2 separate regions of the Homo sapiens genome follow, and region 2 is linked to region 1. A link is an interaction called in ENCODE POLR2A ChIA-PET data of the cell type or tissue named here. Cell type or tissue: Caco-2. All regions are shown on one strand.

The links. ChIA-PET counts read pairs that join two places held together with the same protein. Peaks named below come from ENCODE experiments on the same cell type or tissue, not always from the same donor. Only the 100,000 strongest peaks of a DNase experiment are listed, where the experiment ranks them.
Region 2: POLR2A ChIA-PET joins it to region 1 with 13 read pairs; 3 of 35 experiments call an interaction of 5 or more read pairs at or near these places.

What each region holds. Positions count from the first base shown.
Region 1 is chr20:49,185,032-49,193,031 of GRCh38, reverse strand. STAU1 (staufen double-stranded RNA binding protein 1) reads left to right here and starts at 4,698. Exons shown (of 14, transcript NM_017453.4): 1 at 4,698-4,916. RefSeq lists silencers at 4,425-5,094, 5,325-5,484 and an enhancer at 5,885-5,954. In Caco-2, no CTCF peak of the experiment used is centred here; DNase peaks (open chromatin) are centred at 4,491, 5,181, 5,831, 6,051 and 1 weaker place; H3K4me3 peaks cover 2,689 bases.
Region 2 is chr20:48,955,594-48,963,593 of GRCh38, reverse strand. All of the region lies in intron 6 of ARFGEF2 (ARF guanine nucleotide exchange factor 2), which reads right to left. Among named protein-coding and RNA genes, the nearest start is that of ARFGEF2, 38 kb to the right of the region's middle. In Caco-2, no CTCF peak of the experiment used is centred here; no DNase peak of the experiment used is centred here.

The sequences.
Region 1 (8,000 bases):
TCTTCCATTGATTGTGGAACTAATCAGGCACTAGCATCTAACTATTTTAATTGGTAATGCTTTACCAATAGTATGTTTGCTATTTGGTCAGGAGTTTTCAGAAAGTTCTTGGTTATTTTTCTTATTAATTTTTCCATAAGACTTTAGACATGGCTCATAGAGATCCAAAACAAAATCCTGTTTGTTATTTTTCTTGGGATCTCATTCAATGTCTTTTTAAATTTTAATGTATTTTTTGAGTCAGGGTCTCACTCCAAGCCTGGAGTGCAGTGGTGCAATCACAGCTCACTGCAGCCTCAACCTCCTGGGCTCACGCGATTCTCCCACTTCAGCCTCCCAAGTAGCTGGGGCCACAGGCACATGCCACCACACCCGGCTAATTATTTTTGTACTTTTTTTGTAGAGTTGGGATTTTGCCACGTTGGCCAGGCTGTCCTTCAATGTCTTGATCAACTGATATCTTAATGATCTGGATGGAACCTTCCTAGCCAATACCATAACCTGTATTTCTCTTTGTTCAAGTCTTTTTCTGTATTCTTTTGCAGAATTAAACATTTTTTCTTCACACAGATTGTGCATATTTCTTGTAAAGTTTATTTCTAGGTATTTTTATTTTTCCACTGCTTTGTAAATGGGATCTTCCATTATATCTTTTTTCTCTTGTTTTTTCTTTTTTTTTTTTTTTTGAGATGGAGTCTCGCTCTGTTTCCCAGGCTGCAGTGCAGTGACTCGATCTCAGCTCACTGCAAGCTCTGCCTCCTGGGTTCACGCCATTCTCCTGCCTCAGCCTCCCGAGTAGCTGGGACTACAGGTGCCTGCCACCACGCCCAGCTAATTTTTTGTATTTTTAGTAGAGATGGGGTTTCACCATGTTAGCCAGGATGGTCTCGATCTCCTGACCTCATGATCTGCCCTCCTCGGCCTCCCAAAGTGCTGGGATTACAGGCGTGAACCACCGTGCCCAGCCTCATTTTGTTTTTTGAGATGGAGTCTCGCTCTCTTGCCTAGGCTGGAATACAGTGGCGTGATCTCAGCTCACTGAAACCTCTGCCTCCCAGGTTCAAGTGATTCTCCTGCCTCACATGCCCGAGTACCTGGGACTAAAGTTGCATACCACCACGGCTGGCTAATTTCTGTATGTTTAGTAGCGATGGGGTTTCACCATGTTGGCCAGGCTGGTCTCGAACTCCTGACCTCAAGAGATCCGCCTGCCTTGGCCTCCCAAAGTGCTGGGATTACAGGTGTAAGCCACTGCGCCCGGCCCCATTATATTTTTATGTCTTCTAATTGTTGCTCTTAGATTCTGATATATCCCTAGGAGTGCAGGCTACCTCAAATAAGCTTGGGAATTACTTATTTAGGCCAGCAAGTAGTTCTCAACCTTGTTCTCCTGTGCTACACATACCACAGGTGACCCTGACATACACCAATCAACCCTACAGGTGTTCCCTGTTTCTTAGGGACTTGCGCAGAGATAAGCAAGGCTGTAATTTTTCAGCAGTCTACGGAAATTTATCATGTACTATTGTGTCCCTGGCACTGTGTTATGGGCCAGGGACCATCATGACTACTAAGACAGGCTGAGTCTCTGCTGTCATGGAAGTTGATCACTTAGTTCTAGCCTAATAGATATACTCAACAGATAATTGAAAATTATAAGGGTGCAAAGTTCTACTAAGAGGCTATGAGAGTGGAACAGATAATTCATCAGAGGTTAACATTCACACTTGTAATCCCAGCACCTTGGGAGGCCGAGGCGGGTGGATCACCTGAGGCCAGGAGTTCGAGACCAGCCTGGCCAACATGGCGAAACCCCGTCTGTACTAAAAACACAAAAATTACAGGGCATGGTGGCAAGCGCCTGTAGTCTCAGCTACTCGGGAGGCTGAGGCAGGAGAATTGCTTGAGCCCGGGAGGTGGAGGTTGCAGTGAGCCGAGATCGCGCCACTGCACTTTAGCCTGGGTGACTGAGGGAGACTCTGTCTCAAAAAAAAAAAATAATTAAAAATAAAAATAAATGTCTCACAGGGCTTTTATGAGCTTTGCATCAGAGAGCCGAGATCACACCATTGCACTTCAGCTTGGGCAACAGAGTGAGATTCTGTCTCAAAAAAAAAAAAAAAAAATTCAGCATCTCACAGGGCTTTTATGAGTTTTGCATGTTCCCATTCCTTAGTACAGATGCACATAATTTATCTTGTGAGAAGGAACACACATAATTTATCGTAACATACTTAATGCTCACAGTTTCTTGTGAACCAAGAACACACAGCTTCCATCTTTTTCTCAAGGTAAAGAAAAATGATTCCTTAATTACTTAGCAAGACTCAAGAGGTCTTCAGGACCTTGGAAGAGAACTTGACTGATAGTTTCTAGGTACAAACAGAAGAAAACAAATCTAGGTGACCTACTCCTGGTCAGGTATGGTGGCCCACACCTGGAATAATCCCCCCAGTACTTTGGAAGATTGAGGCAAGAGGATTGCTTGAGCCTAGAATTTGAGACCAGCCTGGTCAACTTAGTAACTTAGTAAGACCCTGGGCAACTTAGTAAAACCCTGTCTCTATAAAAAATTAAAAAATTAGCTGGGAGTGGTGGCACATGCCTGTGGTCCCAGCTACTCAGGAGGCTGAGGTAGGAGGATTTCTTGAGCTCAGGAGGTTGAGGCTGCAGTTAGCTGTGCTCATGCCACTGCACTCTAGTTAGGTGACAGAGCGAGACCCTGTCTCAAGAAAAAAACAAAAAAGATGCGGAAGGAGGAAAGAGGGAAGAAAATTGAGACTGGAAGTCATAGACCCACCACTTTTGTCCCTATGGGTGATAGCAAAATCACCTTTGACGAGATTGTCTGATTGTGCGCAGCTTTGGGTTTAGGGAGACCTCTCTGCATCTGCTCCTTTACCCAAGGAGGTATGGGATCCACACTGCTTGGAAGTTAGAAAGAAAAGATCACTTTTAGCAGAGGGCTGGACAATATCTGAATGTTGCTTACTACTGTCTTGGATGGGCACTAAAGGGACGGTGAAAGTCCTTTGACTATTTTTGGTGTTCTGAAATTCAGTGTCATTGCACTTCACAAGAAGCAATGTAAGGAGGCAAGTGTCCTCCCAGGCTTCGCTAAGGCTCCAAAGCCTTGTTTGGAGGGGCCTCTTCAGACACAGCAGCTCGTATTTTGAATTTATATTCCGTTGGCAAGAGAGATTGAGCAATTATTAGATTGAGAGACATTTAAGAAAGAGAGAATTATTTTTAAATAGTGGGGCGGCAGTCCCAGAGTGAGCGGGAGAGAGAAGCTCTGTGCACCTGCAGTTCCTTCATTCATTCTCAGTTTCTTGGACCTCTCACAACGCGAGCATAATTTTCGCTGAGTGTGCAGAAGTTCAAGATTCTTTTTTTTTTTTTTTTTTTTTTTGAGACAGAGTCTCACTCTGTTGCCCAGGTTGGAGTGCAATGGCGTGATCTCGGCTCACTGCAACCTCCGTCTCCCGGGTTCAAGAGATTCTCCTGCCTCAGCCTCCCAAGTAGCTGTGATTACAGGCGCCCACCACTGCATCCGGCTAGTAGAGACGGGGTTTCACCATGTTAGTCAGGCTGGTCTCGAACTCCTGACCTCAGGTGATCCGCCCACCTCGGCCTCCCAAAGTGCCGGGATTACAGGCGTGAGCCACTGCGCCTGGCCAAGATTCTTTACTGGCCACCCTCTCTCCAACCTCCCATACAATACAGCTGCTAAAAACCACTTAGTTTATCTAGGTCTGGGTGAAATAAATAGTAATCTGGCACTTCTCGTCTTTTTTTTTTTTTTTTTTTTTTTTTTTTTTTTTTTTTTTGAGACCAGTGTCTCTTTGTCGCCAAGGCTGGAGTGCAGCGGCGCGATCTCAGCTCACTGCAATCTCCGCCTCCCGGGTTCAAGCGATTCTCCTGCCTCAGCCTCCCGAGTAGCTGTTTACCTACAGGCGCCCGCCACCACGCCCGGCTAATTTTTTGTATTTTCAGTAGAGACGGGGGTTTCACCGTGGTAGCCAGGATGGTCTCGATCTCTTGACCTAGTGATCCGCCCGCCTCGGCCTCCCAAAGTGCCGGGATTAGAGGCCTGAGCCAACGCGCCCGGGCCATTGTCTTTTATCTCACTACACATTTTTCAATTTTATTTATTGTGTATTTTACTTACACAAGAATGTAAGCTCCACGAGGGCAGGGATTTTTGTCAGTTCACCACTACATTCTTAGCTCTTGGAGCAATGCCTTGCATATGGCAAGCATTTAATGAACATTTACAGATGGAGGAAGAAACAACTGCAGGAAGGAGAGAAAGGAAGGCCAGAGGCAGGACAAGAGGAAGAAGCGACAGCAAGGAAGGAAAAAGGAAGTGGAGGAGGAAAGAAGGTAGGCTGGGTTCTCCCAGACCCGCTTCGAGTCCAGCAGGCAGCGCGAAACTCCCACCAGAACTACAACTCCCGGCAGGCCCCGGGACTCAGGACGGGCCGCTGCGGTCCAGGCGGGACAGGGCGCTCCTCCCGCTGGGCCCCCGGCGTGCCTTGCGAGCGCAGGCTCCGCCGCAGTGCCAGCCGGAACTTGTGGTTCGGACCGTGGGTGGGGGTGGGGCCGGGGCCGGGCCTGGAGGCGGGCGGGGGCCGGGGGCGGGCGCCTGCCCCTCCCCCGTCACTTCCTGCCGGGCTGCGGGCGCCTGAGCGGCTCTTCAGCGTTTGCGCCGGCGGCTGCCGCGTCTCTCTCGGCTCCCGCTTCCTTTGACCGCCTCCCCCCCCCGGCCCGGCGGCGCCCGCCTCCTCCACGGCCACTCCGCCTCTTCCCTCCCTTCGTCCCTTCTTCCTCTCCCTTTTTTCCTTCTTCCTTCCCCTCCTCGCCGCCACCGCCCAGGACCGCCGGCCGGGGGACGAGCTCGGAGCAGCAGCCAGGTGAGGCGGCCGGGCCGGGCCGGGCCTGGTGGGGCCCTCGCGGGCGCCGCCGCGGTGGGGAGGTGGGCGGCGGGTGGGGCCTAGGCCTCGGCGGGCCCGCGCACCCCTCCGCCTTCTCCCGGGCCTCTCTCTAGCCCGCGGGGCCTTCCCGGAGGAGGCGGGTCCTCTTGCGTTCCCTCGCCTCGGGGCGCCCTGAGGCCTGGCCCCGGGCGCCCCCATCCCCTCCAGCCCTCACCGGTGCCACAAACAGGTGCTGCGGCCGCCTTTCCTCGTCCCGCATGGCGCGCGCGGGGATGCCGAAGTTATTCCCGGGGCTGGGGCGCAGGCGGGGGGGGGGGGGGGTCCCTGCTTCAGGTCCCCGAGGGCTGGAGCCTCTCAGTGTCGCCGGCCCAGGTCTGTAGCTTAGTGGTTAAGAGCACGGCCCAGGTGTCCAAAACGGGTGCCGAACCCGGCTCTGCCCCGTTAGGCAAGACACTTAAAAAGTCTTTGTGTCTTGGTTGGAAAAGGGGCTGCTAATACCGTCCCTGCCTCTTAAGGTTCAGTGAAATGGGGCGTGTAAAGCGCTTATCAGAGTGCCAGACCCACAGCGTGTCCCAGTAAACCGTCTGCATAATTTATTAGCGTGATATGAAGGTATAATTTAATGGGCAGAGTGGATAGAAGTTGACCTACCTATCCGTTTGGGTTTCTTAGAGGCTGCAGTGTTCCGCGTGCCCATGTCCAGAGCCAGGGCATTGTTTTCAGTTGTTAACATCTGAAAGGGGCGTACGCTTAATTGGGACACTGTAGTTGACAGTCTGTAAACGATGGATGCTGTTTCTTTCCATCTCCGCTTAGGCAACTGCAGGATATTCACCATCTCCCGCAGGATGAGCAACCTGTCCATTTCTCCCCGCCCCGCCATCATCCAGCTTCTTCTTGTCATTCCATTTCTGGGAAAGTTGCTGGCAGAAGCTTCCCTTGAGTTGAGCAAACCTATCTAGAGCACTTGCTGTGTGTTGGGCTCTGAAGGGGGGTGTACGGAGATGGAAAAATTTGTCTGTCTTGTCTTGCTCTACACCTCGATAAGTTTTTTTTCACGGAAGCTTTGCTTATATTCACCCCTCCCTGTTGGCTGACTTTCCTTTTAAGCCCTTGCCCCGCCTCCGTGTTGCAGTATTGCTTGTGTGGAAGTTTTCTTCTGTTCCGCGAAGATACGTGCTTCAGTCTGTTCTGCCACTGTTCTTCGGCTGTGTGGAAGTTTTTAAGGTCACACTTCTCTTCTGCTTGTAGCTTTCATTGTTAAGAGCGTGGTGGAGTTAAATCAGGTTCCCGGTTGATTTTGGCGTTTCAGGAATCCGTGCTTACCAAGTGTAAATTGCATTGCTACTTGTTGAGGTAAAAACTAAAAATACAGTTGGAGTGTAGAGGGAGCAGTTTCGGTTATCCTGGTGACAGGTGGGATTTTTAGAACAGCAACTTTACTAAAACATACTGGGTTTTTAAAAATTCTGTACTTAGTTTTATAGGTGTACTCTAAGGAAATGCAACTTATGGGTGTTCAATTTTATATGAGTAAGGAGTGTGTGTTTACCTGAGTGATCCTCCTGTATCTTAGGATTGTTTTAGGCATTAAATTTCCTTAGTGAACTGAAACTATTTTGATTTATACCCATCTCTTAACACACATGCGGCAAAGTGGCCTCCTTGTTTTTGACATTTTCCTAGAATTTTCTGACAGTCTTACCATTGTTTGTAATTTAAAATGTTTGTTTGAATTTTTTTTTTTTTTTGAGACAGTCTCACGCTGTCGCCCAGGCTGGAGTGCAGTGGCGCGATTTCGGCTCATTTCAACCTCTGCCACCCTGGTTCAAAAGATTCTCCCGTCTCAGCCTCCCGAGTAGCTGGGATTACAGACGCCCGCCACCGCGCCGTGTTAATTTTTGTAGTTTTCGTAGAGACGGGGTTTTGCCATGTTGGCCAGACTGGTCTCGAACTCCTAACCTCGTGATCCACCCTCCTAGGCCTCCATAAGCAGGTTAGGCGCGGTGGCTCACGCCTGTAATCCCAGAACTTTTGGGAGGCCGAGGCGGGTGGATCACGAGGTCAGGAGATGGAGACTATCTCTTGAGCCTGGTGTGGTGGCGGGCGCCTGCAGTCCCAGCTACTCCCGAGGCTGAGACAGGAGAATCGCTTGAACCCGGGAGGTGGAGGTTGCCTGGGCGACAGAGAGAGACTCTCTCCAAAAAAACAAAACAAAAAAAACACATAAGCAAACAACTATACAAGCAGTATAAAGCATGTCTAATACTGCCATATCACAATGGCATATTTCAATAGGGAAATGGTATTTTAAATACCATTTTTTAAAAACCTTTTATTCTGGAAAACATGCGAAACTCGAATAGTATGGAGAACCCCATGTGTTAGTCACTCACTTAGCTTTGACAATTATTAACTCATAGCCAAGGTCGGTTTTGTTTCATGTTGTATCCCCCCACACAAACTAGATTATTTTGAAACAAATCTTAAACATTGTGTCACAACATTAGCGATTTTGACTTTTACCAGATTGCCCCAGATTAAGGTCACAAAATTTACTTTTAGTAGAATAATAGTTCTCATTTTTGTTTGTTGGGCTTCCCTTCTCTGTTTATACATGATTTCTGTACAGCAGAAAAGAAGAAGAAAATTAACTCTTGATCCAATGCCTTCAGCTCCTCAAAATCAAAATACAACCTTGCTGCTTTATTGTGTACAAAAGCAAAAATTCTTGAGCTATTAATGACTATAATTGAAAAGCGAACAAATACAGATTTCCCCAGTCCTGTTTTGGCAGAGACCTGCCTTTTAACCCACTTTAATAGAGATAACTTTGTGTCAAAGTTAAACTACAGTTAATAATTCATAATGAAAACTTAAAATGTTTCTTTACAGTAGTTGTGTAAAGATACTGCTGTTACCTTAGGTTAAGAATTAAGCAAAAGATAATCTTCTAACATAGAATTGTTTTCCAAAGTGCCCCCGTCTGCCCTATTTCCAAATAACAAATTTAGCAAATATGAATGAAACCTTAATTTTTGTGAATAGTATGAAATCACAGCA
Region 2 (8,000 bases), 230 kb after region 1:
CTTATACTACTCTCTTCCTTCCTAAGTCCCAGTGGCTCGGCCCAGGGCCCTCCCCACCACCCCCAACTTGGAGGCAGGAGCTCGATTTTATCCAGCCAGAGTTCCTGGCAGAACAAATGGAGCTTTCTCTTGTGCCTTAGCCTCGGGGACCAACGAGCCTTGGTAAATGACATGCCTTCTGCTGCTTCGCCTTCTCACACTGTAAACCCAGAATCTGGCATGAGATTTCCAATGTGATAGTTAAGGATTTACTAAACTTTTATGAAATTATTCTGTAAAATGTTAACTGTTTAAGTAGAAGAGGTTCAGTATCTCTTACTCCCCCCGCCGCAGAAAACTAGCTCTGGGAAAGAGCTTACGTAAAGTAAACAGTTCTTGACCAGATATTTAGAAGTAAACATTACTTTTTTTTTTTTTTGAGACAGAGTTTTGCTGTCTTGCCCAGGCTGGAGTGCAATGGCACCATCCCAGCTTACTGCAACCTCCACCTCCTTGGCTCAAGCAATCCTCCCGCCTCCTCACCACGCCCGGCTAATTTTTGTAGTTTTAGTAGAGATGAGGTTTCTCTATGTTGCCTAGGCTGGTCTTGAACTCCTGAGTTCAAGTGATCTACCACCTTGGCATCGCAAAGTGCTGGGATTACAAGCGTGAGCCATTGTACCTGGCCTAACATTACTCATTTATAAAACATCACGTTGACCAAAAAAGCCATCACCTTAAAAAAGCAAAACCAAAATAATCCTTTGACTGTGTATTAATGAGAATTTTCAACCCAGCCACCATTTTTATGAGTTCTATGCTTGATCTATAAGGTCCCGGAGGGCAGTGCTAAGTATTTTCATTTCCACTGGGCACTTAACACTCTGGAACTATCTACGTGGCAAAGTAAATTCGTGTGGGAAATACTGATGTTATAAGCTTTTCCTAGAAGGCAAAGGGAACTTGAAATTAGAAAACCCCAGAAACAGTCACAATTGCTAAACTCACTTCTTCATCTAAAAAGGATGATTTAGACTAGATCACTGTTACTCAAACTTTAGTCATTCTCAAACCACCTTCATGGCTTTTGCCACATTCATGCACCACTATAATATTATATATTATTATGTATTTTAAATATACTGTTATGCACCACATAACAACGTTTGGTCAATGAGGAACCACATATACAATAGTGGTCCAGGAAGATTACAAATGGAGCTGAAAAATTCCTATCGTCTAGTGACATCATAGCCGTCATTATGTCACAGCACAACTTATTACTTATATTCGTGGTGATGCTGGTGTGAACAAACCTACTGTGCTACCAGTCATATAAAAGAATAGCACATGCAGTTCTGTATAGTACATAATAATTGGTAATAAACCACTATGTTATTAGTTTGTTATTTATTTATTTTTTATTTATTATTTGAGACGGAGTTTCACTCTTGTTGCCCAGGCTGGAGTGCAATGGAGCAATCCCAGCTCACTACAGCCTCCGCCTCCCAGGTTCAAGCAATTCTCCTGTCTCAGCCTCCTGAGCAGCTGGGATTACAGGCATGAGCCACCACGCCCAGCTAATTTTTTGTATTTTTAGCAGAGATAGGGTTTCTCCATGTTGGTCAGGCTAGTCTTGAACTCCCAGCCTCAGGTGATCCACCCACCTCGGCCTCCCAAAGTGCTGGGATGACAGGCATGAGCCACTGCGCCCGGCTAGTTTATGTATTTATTATACTTTTTTTTTTTTTTTGAGAGAGTCTCACTCTGTTGCCCAGGTTGGAGTGCAGTGACACGATCTTGGCTCACTGCAACCTCCGCCTCCCAGGTTCAAGCAATTCTCCTGCCTCAGCCTCCTGAGTAACTGGGATTATAGGCGTCTGCCACCACACCCAGCTAATTTTTGTATTTTTAGTAGAGACAGGGTTTTGCCATGTTGGCCAGGCTGGCCTCAAACTCCTGACCTCAAGTGATCTGCCTGCCTCAGCCTCCCAAAGTGTTGGGATTACAGGTGTGAGCCACCGTGCTCAGCCTATACTATACTCTTTATTGTCATTGCCTTCTACTTATTTAAAAAAGAAAAAGTTAGCTGTAAAAAAGTCTCAGGCAGGTTCAGGAGGCATTCCGGAAGAAAGTATTGTTATTATAGGAGATACCAACTTCATGTGTGTTATTGCCCCTGAAGACCTTCCAAGGGACAAGATGTGGAGGTGGAAGACAGTGATATGAATGATCCTGACCCTGTGCAGGCCTAGGCTAATCTGTGTGTTTTGTGGCTTAGTTTTTAACAAAAATAATTTTAAAGTTTTAAAAACCTAAAAATTTAAGAAATAGAAAAAAAAGTATAGAATAAGAATATAAAGAAAAAATATTTTTGTGCATCTGTACCATGTGTTTGTTTTAAACTAGGTGCTATTACAAGAGCCAAAAAGTTAAAAAAAATTGTTTATAAGGTAAAAATGTTACAGTAAGCTAAAATTAATTTATTATTGAATAAAGAAAATTATTATTATTATTATTATTATTATTATATTTTGAGACAGAGTCTCGCTCTGTTGCCAGGGTCGAGTGCAGTGGCACAATCTCGGTTCACTGCAACCTCCGCCTCCCGGGTTCAAGAGATTCTCCTGCCTCAGCCTCCTGAGTAGCTGGGACTACAGGTGTGCACCACCATGCCCAGCTAATTTTTGTATTTTTAGTAGAGAAGGGGTTTCACTATGTTGGCCAGGATGGTCTCGATCTCTTGACCTCGTGATCTGCCTGCCTCGGCCTCCCAAAATGCTGGGATTACAGGCATAAGCCACCGCGCCCAGCCAGAAAATTAATTTTATAGGCTGGGCACAGTGGCTCATGCCTGTAATCCCAGCACTTTGGGAGGCCAAGGCGGGTGGATCACCTGAGATCTGGAGTTCGAGACCAGCCTGGTCAACAACAGAAACCCAGTCTCTACCAAAAATACAAAAATTAGCCAGGTGTGGTAGCGGGCACCTGTAATCCCAGCTACTCGGGAGGCTGAGGCAGGAGAATCACTTGAACCTGGGAGGTGGAGGTTGCAGTGAGCAGTGATCGTGCCACTGCACTCCAGCCTAGGCGACAGGAGCAAAACTCGGTCTCAAAAAAAAAAAAGAAAATTATTTTTATAAATTTAGGGTAGCCTAAGTGTACAGTGTTTATAAAGCCTGCAGTGGCATACGGTCATGTCCCAGGCCTTCACATTCACTCACTGCTCACTCACTGACTCACTGGAGTAACTTCCAGTCCTGCAAGCTCCATCCATGGTAAGTGCCCCATACAGGTATATCAGTTTTTATCTTTTGTACTGCATTGTGACTGTACTTTTTCAAATACTTACCACTGTGTTACCAAAGCGTACAGTATTCAATACAGTAACATGGTGTACAGGTTTATAGCCTAGGAGCAATAGGCTATACCATATGCCCATACCAACAAGCTATACATATGGTATGTAGTAGGCTATACCATCTAGGTTTGTGTAAGTATACCCATAATATTCTTTCGCAAAACAGTGAAACTGCCTATGACTCATTTCTCAGAACGTATCCCTGTTGTTAAGCAATGCATGACTGCGAGTATTTACTAGTGCTCTTTAACTCACCTTAAGCAATAAAATTCACAAAATAACAGTTTTCATACATTAGTTATATTTTCTGAATGCATATTAAAATAAATAACCATTAAAATATAAAACGTTCTGGTGGGGCATGGTGGCTCATGCCTGTAATCCCAGCACTTTGGGAGGTTGAGGTGGGGAGGATCACCTGAACTTAGGAGTTTGAGACTAGCTTGGACAACACAGCAAAACCCCATCTCTACAAAAAGTATAAAAATCAGCAGGGCACACCTGTAGTCCCAGCTCCTCGGGAGGCTGAGTCAGGAGGATCACTTGAGCCTGAGAGGCAGAGGTTGCAGTGATTTGAGATTGCGCCACTGCACTCCAGCCTGGGTGACAGAGTGAGAACCTGTCTCAAAATGGAAGGAAGGAAGGAGGGAAGGAGGGAAAGAGGGAGGGAGGGAAGGAAGGAGGGAGGGAGGGAGGGAAGGAAGGAGGGACAGAGGGAGGGAGGGAAAGAGGGAGGGTGGAAAGGAGGGAAGGAAGGAGGGAGGGAGGAAAAGAGAAGGAGAGAAGAAGGGAGGGAGGGAGGGAAGGAGGGACGGAGGGAAGGAAGAAGGGAGGGAGGGAGGGAAGGAAGGAGGGAAGGAAGGGTTCACTTATCATGACATCTCACCTCTTGTAATTTGGAAAACATATGACTAGATATTTCCAAGTTCCTTTCCAGTCCCAACCTTCTCTGATGCTATGATATTAATAAAATTATGGTGACAGTTTCCAATCTGTATCATACATTCCAAAGTACACAGCACCTCATTTACATTCAACACCCAAGAAATATCAACTCATTTTATCAAAGAAGCTACAGCCTCAGTGAGTTAGACCAGAGGCTATAGAGTGGTGACTGGCAAGTACCTCTGCCTGTACATATGTATTGCTTAGCCTATGTGCTGCTTTTTAAAACTTCTGAATTAGCTGCCAACATTTAAAAACCAGGAGACTACTCACAAAAACCAGAATGGGCTTCTATTTAAAAAACCCAACTATGTGGCAACACTGGGCCACAACTGGCTGGAACCAGGTGAAGCTGCCCTCTTCAGCCAGGGCATGAACTCAGCTGATACCCTGTTGCCTCAGTCCTCACCACTCCCAATCGACTCCCTTCCCTTGGGGCCAAATGCGAGGTGCCATCACACTTGGACCACTGTTGTTACTACACAGTAAGCAGGAAAGTAACATGTCTGTCAAGAGCAGAGAAAATGGGAGGCTGACTGGGCAGGGTGTTTTAAGAACATCAGAGAAGGCTGGGCACGGTGGCTCACACCTGTAATCCCAGCACTTTGGGAAGCCGAGGTGGGCAGATCACGAGGTCAGGAGATCGAGACCATCCTGGCTAGCGCGGTGAAACACCATCTCTACTAAAAATACAAAAAAAAAAAATTAGCCAGGCGTAGTGGCGGGCTCCTGTAGTCCCAGCTACTCGGGAGGCTGAGGCAGGAGAATGGCGTGAACCCAGGAGGCGGAGCTTGCAGTGAGCCGAGATTGTGCCACTGCACTCCAGCCTGGGCGACAGAGCGAGACTCCGTCTCAAAAAAAAAAAAAAGAACATCAGAGAAAAAATGTTCCCTTGTAGAAGTGAATTCAGCATGATGAATAACAGCGAGGGCTCTGGAGCCTGCATGCCTGGTCCGGGTCCCTGCTCTGCCACTTCCCACTGTGGGGACTTAAGTTACTTAACCTCCCCAAGCCTCAGTTTCCTTACCAGTAAACAAAGCCCTGTGAGAATGATACACATAAAGCATTTAAAACAGTGCCTGAAAAAAGTGAGCTCTCAAATGCTACTTTTTATTAGGCCTGTGTGTTTATATGTAGGTGCTTGTGTGAAGACATTTATGATGTCCTCATGATAGAAGCCTGCTCATTTCTGTCACCCGCCTGGCCCTGCAGACTAAATCCATAATGAAAATTTCCAACGAATCACACTGCAAGTAGTTCCAGTTAGTTAAAACCTTCACTATCTTTCATTCCTAAGGAGAAAAACAAAATTTCACATCAGCATGGATCTCCTCTTTCCCTCACTGCAGTTTTTCCATTTAAACAGCATCAAGAGCAACGTTTTTTGGAGGGATAGAGTATATAACTCATATTCCTTAATAGGCAGGATCCATAATAGTACTTATGCAAAATCAAAACATTCTCAGGCCAGGAAGAGCTAAGGAGAGTCAGAAAGCCCGAATACCAGCAGAAGGTTCCTGAAGAGGGAGCTGCTAAGGAAAAATCCCAGTAGAGGCCCCAAAGCAGGAAGACTCCACCCAGTAACTGTGGACTGCTTCCCCTGCTGACATGACAGCCTTGGATAGGTCTCAGAAGAGGCTTTTCTGGATGTTGTGATAACCACTACTAAGTCCATTGTATCTAAGTTTCAAGCATGCTGTGAAAGTGTTTGATAATTAAATCAAATCAAACCTTTGAGAGGTACAAAGAATCTACTTAAAAACCACTGGTTCTGCTCTTCCCTGGGATATCACCACCACTACTGATTAGGCACCAGACCCTATCTGTTTCAGACTCTGCCCCGAAGCAAAATAAGAGGGCCACCTTGAATAGGCTCACATAGGAGAAACCTTGCTGCCATTCCCTCCCTAGCCAGCTGGAGAACACTCTGTGGCAGGCACTGCCAGTTCTCTAACTCATATCCTTCCTAACAGATCCTGAATTTTGTTTTGGGAGGGAATGTGCCTACATTTCTCAGCCTTTCTTGCAGAAAGGGTGATCATGTGATGAAGTTATAGCCAATGAGGGGTAAGCATAAGTTATCAGGGTTGGCAACAAGCTCCAGAAGACTCCTCTTTAGAAGGGGGGTGACTCAGCTGGCAGAGTTCTTCAGTCCTATCTCTTCCTCTTTCTTCCTACCTGGAACAAAATGACAGGATCCTGAGCCATAAGATGACCCTAAGGATAGAAGTCACATGCTAAGAATAACGGGGAAAAAATGGGAGGAGTCTGAGATAAGGCCTCCCCACATCCCTGTTCTCTGTCCAGTTAAATAGGGAGCATGGGGGATGGTGGGGCGGTAAGATTCATTCAATCAACAAACTGAGTGTGTATGTGTCCGGCACAGTTCCAGGCATTTGGAACATATTGCTGTCTAAAACAAAGATCCTGGTTGGGCGTGGTGGCTCACGCCTGTAATCCCATTACTTTGGGAGGCCGAGACGGGTGGATCACCTGAGGTCAGGAGTTCGAGATCAGCCTGGCCAACATGGTGAAACTCCGTTTCTACTAAAAAATACAAAATTAGCCAGACGTGGTGGTGTGAGCCTGTGGTCCCAGCTACTCGGGAGGCTGAGGCAGGGGAATCACTTGAACCTGGGAGGCAGAGGCAGAGGTTGCAGTGAGCCAAGATCTCACCACTGCACTACAGCCTGGGCAAGATGGCGAGACTCATTCTCAAAAAAAAAGATGCAAAAAGTGAGCTAAGAAATCCACACAAACACATAGGTAATTCTACACAGTATCTGTAAAAATGTACACACACTGATGTCTGATGCTGGGAGTTAAAAGTCAGAATCCTAAAAACAAACTTTAACTCCTGGCCTCAAGTGGCCCGCCTGCCTTGGCCTCCCAAAGTGCTGGGATTGGAGGCGTGAGCCACCACAGATGTCCAGGTCTATTGGTGAATTCTCTTCATCTACACAAATAACATGGGAGGCAAATTATCCTAGGAAGGCTGTGGGGGGGATTCCCAGTTAATTAAATTGGAAAACATTATGTTGAATGCCAAGTCAGCAGTACAGTGAGTGTCCAGTTAGGGTTGGCCATGTGATGGTGATTACTACAGGACAGTCTGTGGGAGAGCCCCATGGTTGTGTCCAACATCCATGCACTTTAGTAATATGTAAAAATAATAGCCACAGAGGCACTAGAGCTCAGGCCTTTCACTGGGCCTTGATGCCTGGACTCCGCCCCTGGGTACGTGTCTCCCTTGTTCAACTCCCTCTTCTGAAGGACCTGTTCTTTCTTTAGAGCCTAGTCCTGAGAACTGGAAGTCATTTGCTCCTTTAAGATTGACTGACTGATTTAGAGATGGGGTGTTTATTTATTTAGAGAGGGGGTCTTGTTTTGTTGCCTAGGCTGGAGCACAGAGGCTATTCACAGACACACTGCAGCCTCAAACTCCTGGCCTCAAGTGATCCTCTTGCCTCAACCTCCCAAGTAACTGGGAATACAGGTGTGTGCCATGGCACCCAGCCCACTTGCTCTTTTTAAAGGTAACAGCACACTTCCGTTCTGACCCACTATTTGCAGGTCTGGGGTTTGCTTCTCCCAGGCAATCTGATTCCCATGTTCCTGGGAAAGTCTCACAGGATGCACCAAGTATTGGCCACAAAATCCACAGCAACATGCTAACAGCAAATTATTTTCTCTTTGTTAGAGCAGAACTTCAAGT